Linked DNA regions of Homo sapiens: region 2 is linked to region 1. Evidence: chromatin loops called from intact Hi-C (ENCODE). Cell type or tissue: IMR-90. All regions are shown on one strand. Each heading gives the region's core, and the rest is flanking DNA. Links, peaks and the distances in the headings are about the cores only.

The links. Hi-C counts contacts between places; a loop is a spot of excess contacts. Peaks named below come from ENCODE experiments on the same cell type or tissue, not always from the same donor. Only the 100,000 strongest peaks of a DNase experiment are listed, where the experiment ranks them.
Region 2: a loop joins it to region 1, with 5 times the contacts of the local background. A loop is called at or near these places in 4 of 110 quality-filtered maps.

The regions. Positions count from the first base shown.
Region 1 is chrX:45,620,367-45,627,813 of GRCh38, forward strand. No RefSeq gene overlaps it. Among named protein-coding and RNA genes, the nearest start is that of LINC01204, 120 kb to the left of the region's middle. In IMR-90, for the core only: no CTCF peak of the experiment used is centred there; DNase peaks (open chromatin) are centred at 1,545, 2,405 and 3,095; H3K27ac peaks cover 3,041 bases.
Region 2 is chrX:45,739,144-45,745,481 of GRCh38, forward strand. MIR222HG (miR222/221 cluster host gene) reads right to left here. Exons shown (of 2, transcript NR_170290.1): 2 at 6,071-6,338. Among named protein-coding and RNA genes, the nearest start is that of MIR221, 4.0 kb to the right of the region's middle. In IMR-90, for the core only: a CTCF peak has its summit at 4,081; a DNase peak (open chromatin) is centred at 4,118; H3K27ac peaks cover 183 bases.

The DNA of each region.
Region 1 (7,447 bases), core at 974-5,973:
GAAAGCCAGCAAGTAAAGCTAAGCTTCTGCCACTTTGTTAACCATTTCCCCTGGCCACAGGCAGAACTTGATAGGAATCTAATGCATAGAATTCACAGCAGTTTAGAATTGGGGACTTTAAAGATCATCTGTTGTATTACATTAACTATTTCCAAACTGGTGTTGAGTTTGCTCAGTTCACCTGCCAGTAAGTAAAACCACATTCCAGTAGAGCTAAAGAATATGGGCAGCTCTTGAAATTCACCTTAATGGAATTTGAGCTATAGTTGATGGTGTAGATTTCTGCTTTATTCCTTAGTGTCATAAATGCCAGGATCATTTCTTACAGAAATGGGTAGGATGAGTAGAATAGGTGTTTGCCGTGAGTCTTCCATCTCCTCCGTAAGTTCCAAACACATTCCATTACAGATTCAGATTTTTGAATGAAGGCACTGACATTTACTGAAATGCATAAGCTCTTGTGGGAAACAAGCAATGAAACTTAACCATGAAGAATTAAGTCTATTAATTATTTCCTGAAAGTTGGAAGCAAAAATATGGGGAAAAGGGGAGGAGAAATTGGGAACACCATGGAGAGGAAAGAGAATACTGAAGAAAGCTTGGTCCACTTTCTCTTCTGCCTTATTAGTGTGTAATAAGCTTTAGAAAGTGGGTTTTGGTGGTAACTTTAGCCCGTCTGAAGCTGGACAACACCAGCAATTTCCCCAAGTCCAGTACACACACACACACACACACACACACACACACACACACAGTTTCCTCATTAAGTCCTACTCATCATTGAGGACTTTAACAATTCTTAACTGCCCATGGCATACTGACTACAACATCTCTCATAGTCTTTATAGCACTATATTGTAATTATTATTTTTCTTCTCTTCTTCACCAACTCTTAAAATCTTTGTGGGCAGTGACTGTGTCTTCTATCACAGTATCTTCTAACACCACATCTGGCATATAGTAGGTGCACAGTAAATTTTTATTGAGTGAATGAATGAAGAAAATGAAGCCACTTAGCTGCATTTTAACACTAAAACCCTAAATTTTTCTCCAAAAAGAATATGAATTTTTAAAGAATTATGAACGTGTTCCCCTCCCAACAATGATTCTTACGAATTTTCCATGGCTATAGCTTGCGTGTGAGTCTTACAAACAGCATTTGGCAGCAGTGTCCTTCCATATTTTCCGGGAAGAAGGAATTCTAAGTGATACATATTCAAAGAATTCTCAGGTTTTTGCATGGGTATGAAGATTTGGAGTTGGTGGGGAGGAATGGTTGGAGGAATGGGTGATAGAGAAGAAAGGAGTGAGAAGGAATATAAAGGACCAGTCACTATGGGTGGGGAAACCCAGGGTAAGAGCTGACAGAGGTTGGCAGAACCTCCAGGGCAAGTTTACTTTAGGTTGGCTATTCCCATTTCAAGTGTACACACGCCTCTGGAACTCCCTAAAGCCATTTGGAGGGGAAAACCACACCTACAGCTTCTGAAATGAAAAGTACCTCCAGGCCTCCAGAAATTAGTCCCGTGGTCTTACTATTACTCACTTCCTAGAAAAGTCATAGCTGGTCTATCCTGACCTTCAGAGCCTGCAGGAGTACAAACTCATTTTCCGAAGAATGATGATTCAAGAAGAATTTAGAGAAATCACTCAGGAAAGCCTCAGAAACAAATCTTTTTTGTCTTTTACTTTACTAAAACCTTCATGAACATTTTTACTGGGACTTTCTTTGGCAAGTTCTGGGTGAATCAGCATGAAAAACAAAAGCAATGTTGAAATTTAAATCTGTAAAGGATGTCATTTCCATTTTCTAAAAACTGCTCAGAACTTGAATGCGAAGTAATGATACATGCTTTCCAGCTTCATGTGAAGTCATACTTATAACCTGCAGCTTGGCATCATCTCTAGTTTTAGTGGTACTATTATTACCTATAGTTCTTTATTTTCTTCAACAACTTCAGTCTTGTTTTCCACCCTGGCATCGGTAACAGTAGTTCACCTTTAGAGAAAATATATTTACATTACCTTTACGTGTGTATGCTTACTTAGCAAGCAGAAAGCCAGTTTTGAGAATACTCTGTCCATTATTTCCTCCTCCCTTATGCCAGACTCTTGAGATTTTAACATTTGAATTAAGGCAAGGTTCTTTCTTCCAGTCTGGTTATGTCTTTTCAGGCCAAGTGAGTATGGCCTATGGATTCAAGCCCTAGATTGTAGCAAGTAGAAACTTGTTGATAGTCCCTCCCTGAAATAACTGCCATCAACCAAAAGAAGCAGATAATCCACTTTTGTGCTTAGGGCAGCATGTTTTGTAGATGCCATGCTGCAGGCATACCTATGTGGGCTTGTGAGAAATGAGGAATCTGGCCTATGTGCTTCAGCATCTGCAAACAAGCAAGCTCACAGTTCATCCCAGTCCAGCTCTTCCATCAGAGGATGACACATGCACCATTATTTTAATAAAGTCCATGTGTTGTGAATGAGTCTCATTCATCAATTGTCCCCCCAAAAGTTTTATTTCTTGCAACCACTGCATTTCATCTTTCTCACAATGAATTCATATTATAGGTACTCACAGATGTATATATTGACCTACCAATTACTTCAAAAGAAAAAGAATGGAGAGGGATATAGCAAAGAGATATAATAGAGATAGATAGATAGATAGATAGATAGATAGATAGATATAGATAGAATGCTTAAGGAACCACTGAATCAGTAAATCAAGCAACAAATGTGGGTGTTACTGGCATGCGTAGAATGATGGATGGATATTCTAGGAGCCTACATTAGGAGGACACTAAAACTTTCACTTTTTTCATCCCCTGTCAAAGCTCTTGAGATGGTTAAATTTTTACTAACAGGATGTTTTCATTAAGAAGGAAAAAACCCCACATAAATGGTTGAAAGCTAACATCTAATCAAATCTAAGGATTTTCCCCCATTCTCTCATTTCTGGAGCAGATTGGTGCAATTTATTTTCCTGCCTTGGGCAGTTCAGCAGCAGCTGAGGTTGTAGTCACAACTTAGCAATGTGGCTCATGTGACTTATCCAAATAAGAGCACAATTAGCAAAATGTGTTCCCATAAATGGCAGTTTAAACACTAAACTCTGGAGAGAATCCAGATGAAATCTAACACAGAACAGCATGGGGAAAATGGTAAGTTCTGGTGAACTAAAATGCATTGGTCATGCCTTTGGCTGGAGAGGGTCAAAGTCAGAATGACTTGAGAGTTTTTAAAAAGTCACTACTAAAATTCCCAAGCCAAATAGCAGTCATTGCCTATAGCACTTTGTGAATGGGAAAAAATATGTAAGCTCTAAATGTTAGACTCAGGAGAATATTGTATTTGTCAGACTAACAAAGCACTCTAACTTCAGCATTCTAAATTTAGAACCAATGTTGAACTGTTGGAGTTCTGTGTCCATAAAACTTTGAACTATTGGAGTTCTGTGTCCACAAGGGCTGAAAAAGGAAACTTCTTGGTTTTCACTCCCAGAGCCTGTAAGAATAAAAACTCGGCCGGGAGCGGTGGCTCACGCCTGTAATCCCAGCACTTTGGGAGGCCGAGGCGGGCGGATCATGAGGTCAGGAGATCGAGACCATCCTGGCTAACACGGTGAAACCCCGTTTGTACTAAAAAAAATACAAAAAAACTTAGCCAGGCATGGTGGCGGGCGCCTATAGTCCCAGCTACTCGGGAGGCTGAGGCAGAAGAATGGTGTGAACCTGGGAGGCGGAGCTTGCAGTGAGCCGAGATGGCCCCACTGCACTCCAGCCTGGGTGACACAGCAAGACTCCGTCTCAAAAAAAAAAAAAAAAAAGAATAAAAACTCCTTGATCTCAGGATCAATAGGAACAATGAAGGAATTCATTGTTTTTCTTTATATCTCAAACTCAAGTCGGTTGTCAACCAGAGCTTGGCAATGATGCAGAACTGCAGACTTATGTTTCTCAGATATGGATATGAGGAGACACAGAGGGTTTTGGAAAGTAGAGCTATGGCACTGCCAACTTATAAAAGATACGTAGAGAAGAAGACAACAAAGAGCCTACAAATGCCCCCTTCCCTGCTCTGTAGCCCTCTTCTGGCTTGTATTCTGATGTGAAAAGCATTTCTACCTGGTTTCCCTTAGGAAGTAAAATTTGGCCTGAGCTCTGAAGTATGTGGAAGAAAGAAACAACCTATCAGACAAAGCAAACAGGCTGTGCAAAGGCTCTGTGGCAGAGATATTATGGCACATTCAAGGCACAGAAATAAGGTTAGTGTGGCTAGACTACAAGAAGTGAGGGGAAAGTGGCTGGAAGGGTAACTAAAGTGTCAGATCATCAAGGCCTTGAAAACCATGTCACTTTCATTTGTATAGCCTTATATGCAGAACAATGAGTAGCCAGTGAAGGTTATCTGGGGAGAAACTACATGCCCAGATTCTCATTTAGTGATTGGTCTTTATGAATTGTGGTGAATAAATTAAAGGTGGAGAGACTAGATTCAAGGAGACCTTTCTTTTTTTCTTTTTATTTTTCTTTTTAATTTCAGAGCTACAACTGCAGGTTTGTTACATAGGTAAACTTGTGTCATGGGGGTTTGTTGTACTGATTATTTCATCACCCAGGTATTAAGTCTAGTACCCATTAGTTGTTTTTCCTGATCCTCTCCCTCCTCCCACTCTCCACCCTCTGAAAAGCCCCAGTGTGCGTTGTTCCCTTCTTTGTGTCCATGTGTTCTCATCATTTAGCTCTCACTTATAAGTGAGAACATGCAGTATTTGGTTTTCTGTCCTGCATTAGTTTGCTAAGGATAATGGCCTCCAGCTCCATCCAAGTGCCTGCAAAGAACATGATCTCATTCTCTTTTATGGCTATGTAGTATTCCATGGTGTATATCTACCACATTTTCTTTATCCAGTCTATCATTAACGGGCATTTAGATTGATCCCGTGTCTTTGCTATTGTGAATAGTGCTGCAATGAACGTACACATGCGTGTGTCTTTATAATAGAACGATTTATATTCTTTTGGATATATATCCAGTAATGGGATTGCTGGCTGGAATGGTATTTCTGTCTTTAGGTCTTAGAGGAATCGCCACCATCTTCCACAATGGCTGAACTAATTTACACTTCCACCAACAGCCTATAAGTGTTCCTTTTTCTCCACAACCTCACCAGCATCCGTTATTTTTTGACTTTAAAAATAGCCTTTCTGACTGGTGTGAGATGGTATCTCATTGTGGTTTTGATTTGCATTTCTCTGATGATCAGTGATGTTGGGTTTTTTTTAATTATACTTTAAGTTATAGGCTACAAGTGCACAACGTGCAGGTTTGATACATAGGTATACATGTGCCATGTTGGTTTGCTGCACCCATCAACTCATCACTTACATTAGGTATTTCTCCTAATGCTATCCCTCCCCCAGCCCCCCTCCCCACAACAGGCCCCGATATATGATGTTCCCCGCCCTGTGTCCAAGTGTTCTCATTGTTCAGTTCCCACCTATGAGTGAGAACATGCAGTGTTTGATTTTCTGTCTTTGTGATAGTTTACTGAGAATGATGGTTTCCAGCTTCATCCATGTCCCTGCAAAGGACATGAACTCATCCTTTTTTATGGCTGCATAGTATTCCATGGCATATATGTGCCACATTTTCTTAATCCAGTCTATCTATCATTGATGGATATTTGAGTTGGTTCCAAGTCTTTCCTATTGTGAATAGTGCCACAATAAACATACATGTGCATGTGTCTTTATAGTAGCATGATTTATAATCCTTTGGGTACATAGATGTTGGTTTTTTTTTCATATGATTGTTGGCCACATGTATGTCTTCTTTTGAGAAGTGTCTATTCATGTCCTTTCATCACTCTTTAATGGGGTTGTTTGTTTTTTTCTTGTAAATTTGTTTAAGTTCCTTATAGATGCTGGATATTAGATCTTTGTTGGATACATAGCTTGCAAAAATTTTCTCCCATTCTCCCAGGTTGTCTTTTTACTCTGCTTACAGTTTCTTTCACTGTGCAGAAGTTCTTTAGTTTAATTACATCCCATTTGTCAATGTCTGCTTTTGTTGTGATTGCTTTTGGCGTCTTTGTCATGAAATCTTTGCCTGTGCTTATGTCCTGAATGGTATTGCCTAGGTTGTCTTCCAGGGTTGTTGTTGTTTTTTCTTTTATAGTTTTGGGTTTTACATTTAAGTCTTTAATCCATCTTGAACTAACTTTTCTATACAGTTTAAGGAAGTGGTCCAGTTTCAGTCTTCTGCATATGGCTAGCCAGTTATCCCAGCACCATTTATTGAATAGGAAATCCTTTCCCCATTGCTTGTTTTTGTCAGACCAGATAGTTGTAGGTGTGCAGTCTTATTTCTGGGTTATCTTCTCTGTTCCATTGGTCTATGTGTCTGTTCTTGTACCAGTACCATGCTTTTTTGGTTGCTGTTGCCCTGCAGAATAGTTTGAAGTTGGGTAGCATGATGCCTCCAGCTTTGCTTTTTGCTTAGGATTGTCTTGGCTATTGGGGCTCTTTTTTGGTTTCATATGAATTTTAAAATAGTTTTTTCTAGTTCTGTGAAAAATGTCATGGTAGTTTAATGGAAATAACATTGAATCTATAAATTGCCTTGGAGAGTATGGTCATTTTAATGATATTGATTCTTCCTATCCATGAACATTGAATGTTTTTCCATTTGTTTGTATCATCTCGATTTCTTTGAACAGTGGTTTGTAGTTCTTCAAGGAGACTTTTCAAGAGACTACTCTATTAGTCCAGGCAAGAAATGATTATAGCTTGGTCTAGTGTGGGAGCCGAGGAGACAGATGGAAGTGGATGAGTATAGGAGGGAAAATTCACAGGGATTGTTGATGGATTGACCGTGGAGAATAACACAGATGGAGGTGCCAGAGATTATTCCTCGGTTTCTATCATGTCCAATTTGGTGGAACTACTAACTAAAAAATAAAAAACACTAAAAGAGCGTCAGATATGGAGAGAAAGATCACACTTGGACCTGTGGAATTTGAGGTGTTTTTGAAACTTGGAAGATGTTTGTTAAGTAGAATGTTGGATATGCTGGTCTGAATCTCAGAGGAGAGATTTGGGGTGGAGTTATACCACTTTTAATATTCAGTCAAGGAAGTGGGTGAGTTTGCCTCATAGGAAAAGTTATACAGAGAGAAGAGAAAAGGGCCTCAGACAGAGTAAGCTTTGAGAAACTCTATCAATGGGCCTATAGAGGAGAATCCACCGCCTACAGAGATAAGAGGAAAACCAGAGGTGAACAATTTCAGGAAAAGAGAGTATCAATAATTAGTTAGCTAAAATATAATAATGTCAGGATTAAAAGAAGTGCCTGAATGAGGAAAATGTACAAGGTGGAAACTTTTTAAAAGCTTGACCTTTAATAGAGATAAAGTGGTACTATTAATCAAGGGAGTAGTCGGTTG
Region 2 (6,338 bases), core at 1,213-6,212, 120 kb after region 1:
ATACATTCCAAATAATTTCCTACAGAGACCCATAAGGAGACATGCATTATTAGAATGTTCAGTACAATGTTATTTGTGGTGGCCAGGAATTGGTTCCCATGTGGGGTCTATCACTGGAAATGGCATAGGTGAAATGTGGTAGTTGCACTCCAAGGAGTATCATGCAGAATTAAAAATAACAGATTAGAAACAAGAATGGACCTTAAAAACAGTGCTGAATTTTAAAAGTAAGAAATGGAATGAGATACAACACAATGTCACTCATGTAAACTAAAAATACTTGGACACCAAAACAAGGTACATTTTTCAAGAACACATAGAAACTACATGATACACATTAAATATATTTGACTATGTGTGGGGAGTAAGGGAAAATGGGAGTATAGAATGGTGATAAAATGAAATTTTTTTATAAACAAGAAAGAAAACTATGAATAGTCACAATCACACACCAAAGAAACTGATCACTGAATTTAACATCACCAGTAGCAGGACAAATCGATGTAATGTGTATCCTAATATGATGCACTTAAGGACACAACTGTACTTACGTGTTATTCTTGCCAAACATGTATAACCTGACTTTAAGCAGAAGGAATTACCAGAAACCCAAACTGAGGAACACTCTACAAAATAACTGGCCTGTACTCTTCCAAAGTGCCAAAGTCATGAAAGACAAAGGAAAGCTGAGAAACTGTTTCAGGTTAAAGGAGACTAGAGATATAAAAACTAAACGTGGGATCTTAGATTGGATCCTAAACTAGAAACAGAACAACAGAGAGACAAGTGGTGAAATCTGAACACAGTGTGTAGGTTATAGTATTATATTGATGTTAATTTTTTGATTTTGATAATTGTAGGTACATAAGATATTGTCATCTGGGGAATTGAAGGTGTGTGGATACTCTCAATTTTTTTATTATTAGATATAATTCACATATTTTGAAATTCACCCATTTAAAGTGTACAATTCAGTGATTTTTAGTATATTCACGAAGCTTTGCAACCATCTCCAGAACATTAATTTCATAATATTTTCATCACCCCAAAGAGAAATGTTGTATCCATTAGCACTCATTCCCCACTCCTTCCTACCTCCAAGCCCCGGCAACTACTTATCTACTGTCTCTATAGAATTGCCTATTCTGGATATTTCATATAAATGGAAATACATAGTATGTGGCTTTTTGTATCTGGCTTCATTCACTTAGCATAATATTTTTGAGGTTCACCCATGTTGTAGCATGAATCAGTACTTCATTCCTTTTAAGGCTGTGTAATATTGCATTGTGTGGATATAACACATTTTATCATTCATCTGTTGATGGACATTTCCGCCTTACAGTTACTGTGAATAAGAATAGTGCTACTATGAACATGCATGCACATGTTTTTGAGTACCTGTTTTCAATTCTTTTGGGTATACCCATACGAGTGAAATTTCTTAATCATATGGTAATGTTATTTAAGTATTTGAGGAACTGCCAAACTTTTCCAAAGCAGCTGTACCATTTTAAACTCCCACCAGCGCTGCCTTCATATTATTTTTGCAACTATGTTGAAGTTTGAAATTATTTCAAAATGAAAAGTTTTTTAAAAAAGAATATAGTCAGGTTGTTGTGCCTCTTCTAGTAAGAGCCAACAAACCAGTGTCCATTGCTTCAGGGTCTTACAGAATGAGAGAAAAAAAGTTGAGAAAAAGTGAGAAAACAAGCCCCTGGTTGTTTGCACCTTTCCATCTTGTTTTCATGCTTAACACTTTGACATCAAATGTGCAGGTTTCTTCCCCGACACCAACCAATTCTCTGACACTAGCTGAGTGCCCTACAATTTAATTCTGGCACCATCTAACTGGAATTAGTGTCAGATGGTGCAAGTTAAGGACTCACAAGACTGCCCCCACTTCAAATGTCAATTCCAAGTTCTGAACCACTTGTATTTCTGACTGGCTATTAATCAGGAGTTCCCACTGCTCCCTCCTTGTGTTAGATAATTTGCAAGAACAGCGCACAGAACTCAGAATAAACGTTTACTTAATATTAATGGTTTATTATAACGGGTACAAGTCAGGAACAGCCAAATGGAAAAGATATATAAGGCAAAGTATGTGGGAAAGGATGAGGGGCTTCCATGCAGCCTCCTGGAATGCCATCCCCTTAATATCTCCATGTGTTCACCAACCCAGAAGCCATCAGAACTCTGTAATTCTGGGGGTTATATGGAAGTTTTATTACATACACAATTGATTACATCATTGGCCATTGGTAACTGCTGTGATCTGATTGCATCCCCCCAAATTTGTATACTGAAACTTAATCTCCAATGTAATAACATTAAGAGGTGGGGTTTTAGGCAGTGATTAAGTCATAATGGCAGAGTCCTCATGGATGGCATTATGGCTCTTATAAAAGCACTTGAGGGAGTGGGGTCTTCTCTTCTGCTCTTCTGCCATGTAAGGATAGTTCATCTCTTTTGCCCTTCCACCTTCCATCATGTTAGGACACAGCAAGAAGGTCCTCACCAGATACCAAATGTTGGTGCCTTGATCTTGGACTTCCCAACCTCAAGAACTGTGAGAAAAATAAATTTCTGTTCTTTATGAATGACCCAGTCTCAGGCACTTTTATATAGCAGGACAAATGGACTAAAACAGAAACTAGTACTAGAAAATTGGGGTGTTGCTATAACAAATATCTAAAAATGTGGACACAGCTTTGGAACTGGATAGTGGATAGAAGCTGGAAGATTTTGAAGGTGCAGGCTAGAAAAAGCATACATTGCCATGAACAGAGCATTAAGGATGATTCTGGTGAGGGCTCAGAAGAGGAAAGCTGTAGAGAGATGCTTTTTTTGAGAGTACCTAAGTTATCATGATCAGAATGCTGACAGATATATGCATAGTAAAGGCCATCGTGAGGAAGTATTATATAGAAATGAGGAGTGTCTTATTGGAAACCAGAGGAAAAGTCATCCTTGTTGCAAAATGGCAAAGAACGTGGCAGAATTTTGCCCACTTCCTAGAACTTTATGGAAGGCAGAATTTAAGAGTGATGAACTAGGATATTTGGCAGAAGAAATCTTTGAGCAAGGTGTTCAGGGTACTGCATGGCTTCTCTTAACTGCTTATAGTAAAATGCAGGAGAGAAATATAGTGAAGATGGAATTTAAACTCAGAGGAGTGGCCAGGCATGGTGGCTCATGCCTGTAATTCCAGCACTTTGTGAGGCCAAGGGTGGGTGGATCTATTGAGCTCAGGAGTTTGAGACCAGCCTGGGCAACATGGTGAAACCCTGTCTCTACCAAAAATACAAAAAATTAGCCAGGTGTGGTGGCACATGCCTGTACTCCCAGCTACTCGGGAAGCTGAGGTGGGAGGATCACTTAAGCCTGGGTGGTCAAGGCTGCAGAGGGCTAAAATCTCACCACTGCACTCCAGCCTGGGCAACACAGCAAGAACCTGTCTCAAATAATAATAAATAATAAAATCAAAGGGGAAGCAGAATTTAAAGGTTTGGAACATTCTCAGCCTGGCCAAGTGCAAAAGCATTTGGAAGAAAACACCAGGGGTGTGAAGAAGTGACCATTTGCAAGGAGATTAGTATGGATAGAAGAAAGTCATACACTGTTCATCAAGACAATGAAAAGTGACCCTGAACACGGTGAAACCCCATCGCTACTAAAAATACAAAAATTAGCTGGGTGGTGGTGCACACCTGTAATCCCAGCTGCTGGAGAGGGTGAGGTGGGAGAACCACTTGAACCTGGGAGGTGGAGGTTGCAGTGAGCTGAGATCGTCCCGCTGCACTCCAGCCTGGGTGACAGAGTGAGACTTTGTCTCAAAACAAAACAAAACAAAACAAAAAACACCCTGAAGGCATATCAGAGACTATTGGTGCTGCCTTTCTCATGACAAGCCCGGAGTGCCAAGGCCTGGGGCACATAACTAAAACTAGGGGCTTAGGGTAACCGAAGAACCTCTGCGTTCACTGCCCAGTGATGCCTCATCTCTGCTCCATTTACTCCAGTGTAGCACTCCTCACCCACCTCAGCTGTGGTTATGCCTAGGTGTGGCTAGTGCCCCCAGTGTCCACATTATAACTCTGCAGACACACAGAGCGCAAGAGCTGTGGAGGAATGACTAATTCCACGTAGGTTTCAATGGATGACTTGGAGAGCCTCAGGACCAACACAGAGAACTGAGACAGGGATAGTGCCACCAGACTCCCCAGTGGGACAATGCCCAGGGTAGCCATAAGATTGGGACTGCCTCTGAGACTCCAGTACTGCAGAGCCACTGGAGTGTGATCCTAGCCTGGGAGAGCTGCAGACACCCAACTCCAACTTGCGAGGTGCTGTATAGAATATGCCCAACAAAACCATGGGGCTGAGGCCCCCTATGGCCTTGGGGGCTTAACCTCCACTCCAGTGTGTCTAGATTATTCTCAAGCCTTAAGATTTAATGTTGTTTACCTTGTTGGTTTTAGCACTTACTTAGGACCTGTTATTCCTTCTTTCTTTCCTATTGCTTTGTTTTGGAATGGAAATGTCTATCCTATGGTTGTTCCACCATTGTATTTTGGAAGTATATAACTTGTTTGACCTTATAGGTTCACAGCACAAAAGCAATTTGTCTCAGAATGAACCTTACCTTCAGTCTCACTCATATCTGATTTACATGAGATTCTAGACTTTTGAGTTGATGCTGGAACAAGTTAAGATCTCTGGGGCTACTGAGATGGAATGAATATATTTCATACGTAAGAACATAAATTTGGGGGGCCAGGAGCCAGACACTATGGTCTGATTGTGTCCTCCGAAGTTCATATGTTGAACCTTAGTCATCAGTGTGATAGTATTAAGAGGTACAGGCTTTAAGAGGTGATTAGGTTACAAGGGAAGAGGCCTCACTGATGGGATTAGGCTCTTTAAAAGGGGCTTGACGGAGTGTGTTCTTTCTCTTCTCCTATGTGAAGACACAGCATTCATCTTCTTTTTGCCCGTTCATCATCATATGAAGAAGCAGTAAGAAGGCCCTCACCCAACACTGAGTGCCAAGGCCTTGGCCTTGGACTTCCCAGCTTCTAGGACTATAAGAAAATAAATTACTGTTCATTATAAATTACCCAGTCGCGGGTACTTTGTTATACCAGCATGAATGGACTAAGACAGTGATCAACTCAGTTGTCAGAGGTCAGGGGTGGGATTGAATGTTGAAAGCTCCAACCCTCTAATCATACCTTGGTCTTTCTGACAACCAGCCTTCATCCTGAAGCTAACTTGCCACCACCTCTACTCCCCGCTAAGCCAAGTCATCTCATTATCTTGTTAGCATACAGAAAGACACTCATCACTCCAGAGAGTCCAAGGATCTTAGAAGCTCTTGTGTCAGGAACAGGGGACTAAGACCAAATACTTTAACAAAAGATGCTATCACCTCTATTAGTTAGAAAATTATGACAGTTTTAGCAGCTCTGTTCCAGGAACTGAGGGTGAAGACCAAATATGTCTTTTTCTTATTATATTATCACAACATTCAATCTTGCTTTGAGGATCAACCCAATACTTGTACCTGAGAGGGAAATGTAAACTTATCAATGGAATTAGGGAGTTCTTCACACCTGGCACCACTGTCAACACCTTCTCATTTAATGATAGGCAAAGGGACTCAAAGAACATCAGAAGTAAGGAGTGGAGGACTGGGCATGGTGGTTCAAGCCTGTAATCCCAGCACTTTTGGAGGCTGAGGCGAGAGGATCACTTGAGCCCAAGAGTTCTGTACCAGTGCACTCCAGCCTGAATGACAGAATGAGAACTCATCTCTTTAAAAAAAAAAAAAAAAAAGTATGAGTGGACATGGGAGAAGAGAAACTGTCCCTTTGGTAATTATGATTTATTAAACATAACCATGTTGCACAGAGCCACTTATTTCTCTTAAAAGCCTGTCAAACGTCTTAAGTGGAATTACTTTCTCTTCCCGGGTCACAAAAGCCAGTGGCTCAGGTACAGAATAGATAATAGAACTGATTGGTGAGTAGGAAGCCAAAAGACACACACAGAGAACAGTACAATCTTTTAAAAGCTCCAAGTCATTAGCTTTATTTTTACTGAATTCAGCATGGGATGACAAAAATGCATTATATCACTACCATCCATTATTACATGTAGACATTTATCCTTGTATTCTTTATATGTCCATTTTCTACGTTAAATCTGTTAACCAATACTAATTTAAATTACATGATTTCCTACTAAAAATATGCAGTTCATATAAGCAAGGGCAAATAAATCCTCCTTAAAACATTTTATTCCTTTATAATTGAGAACTTAACAGTCTTAAT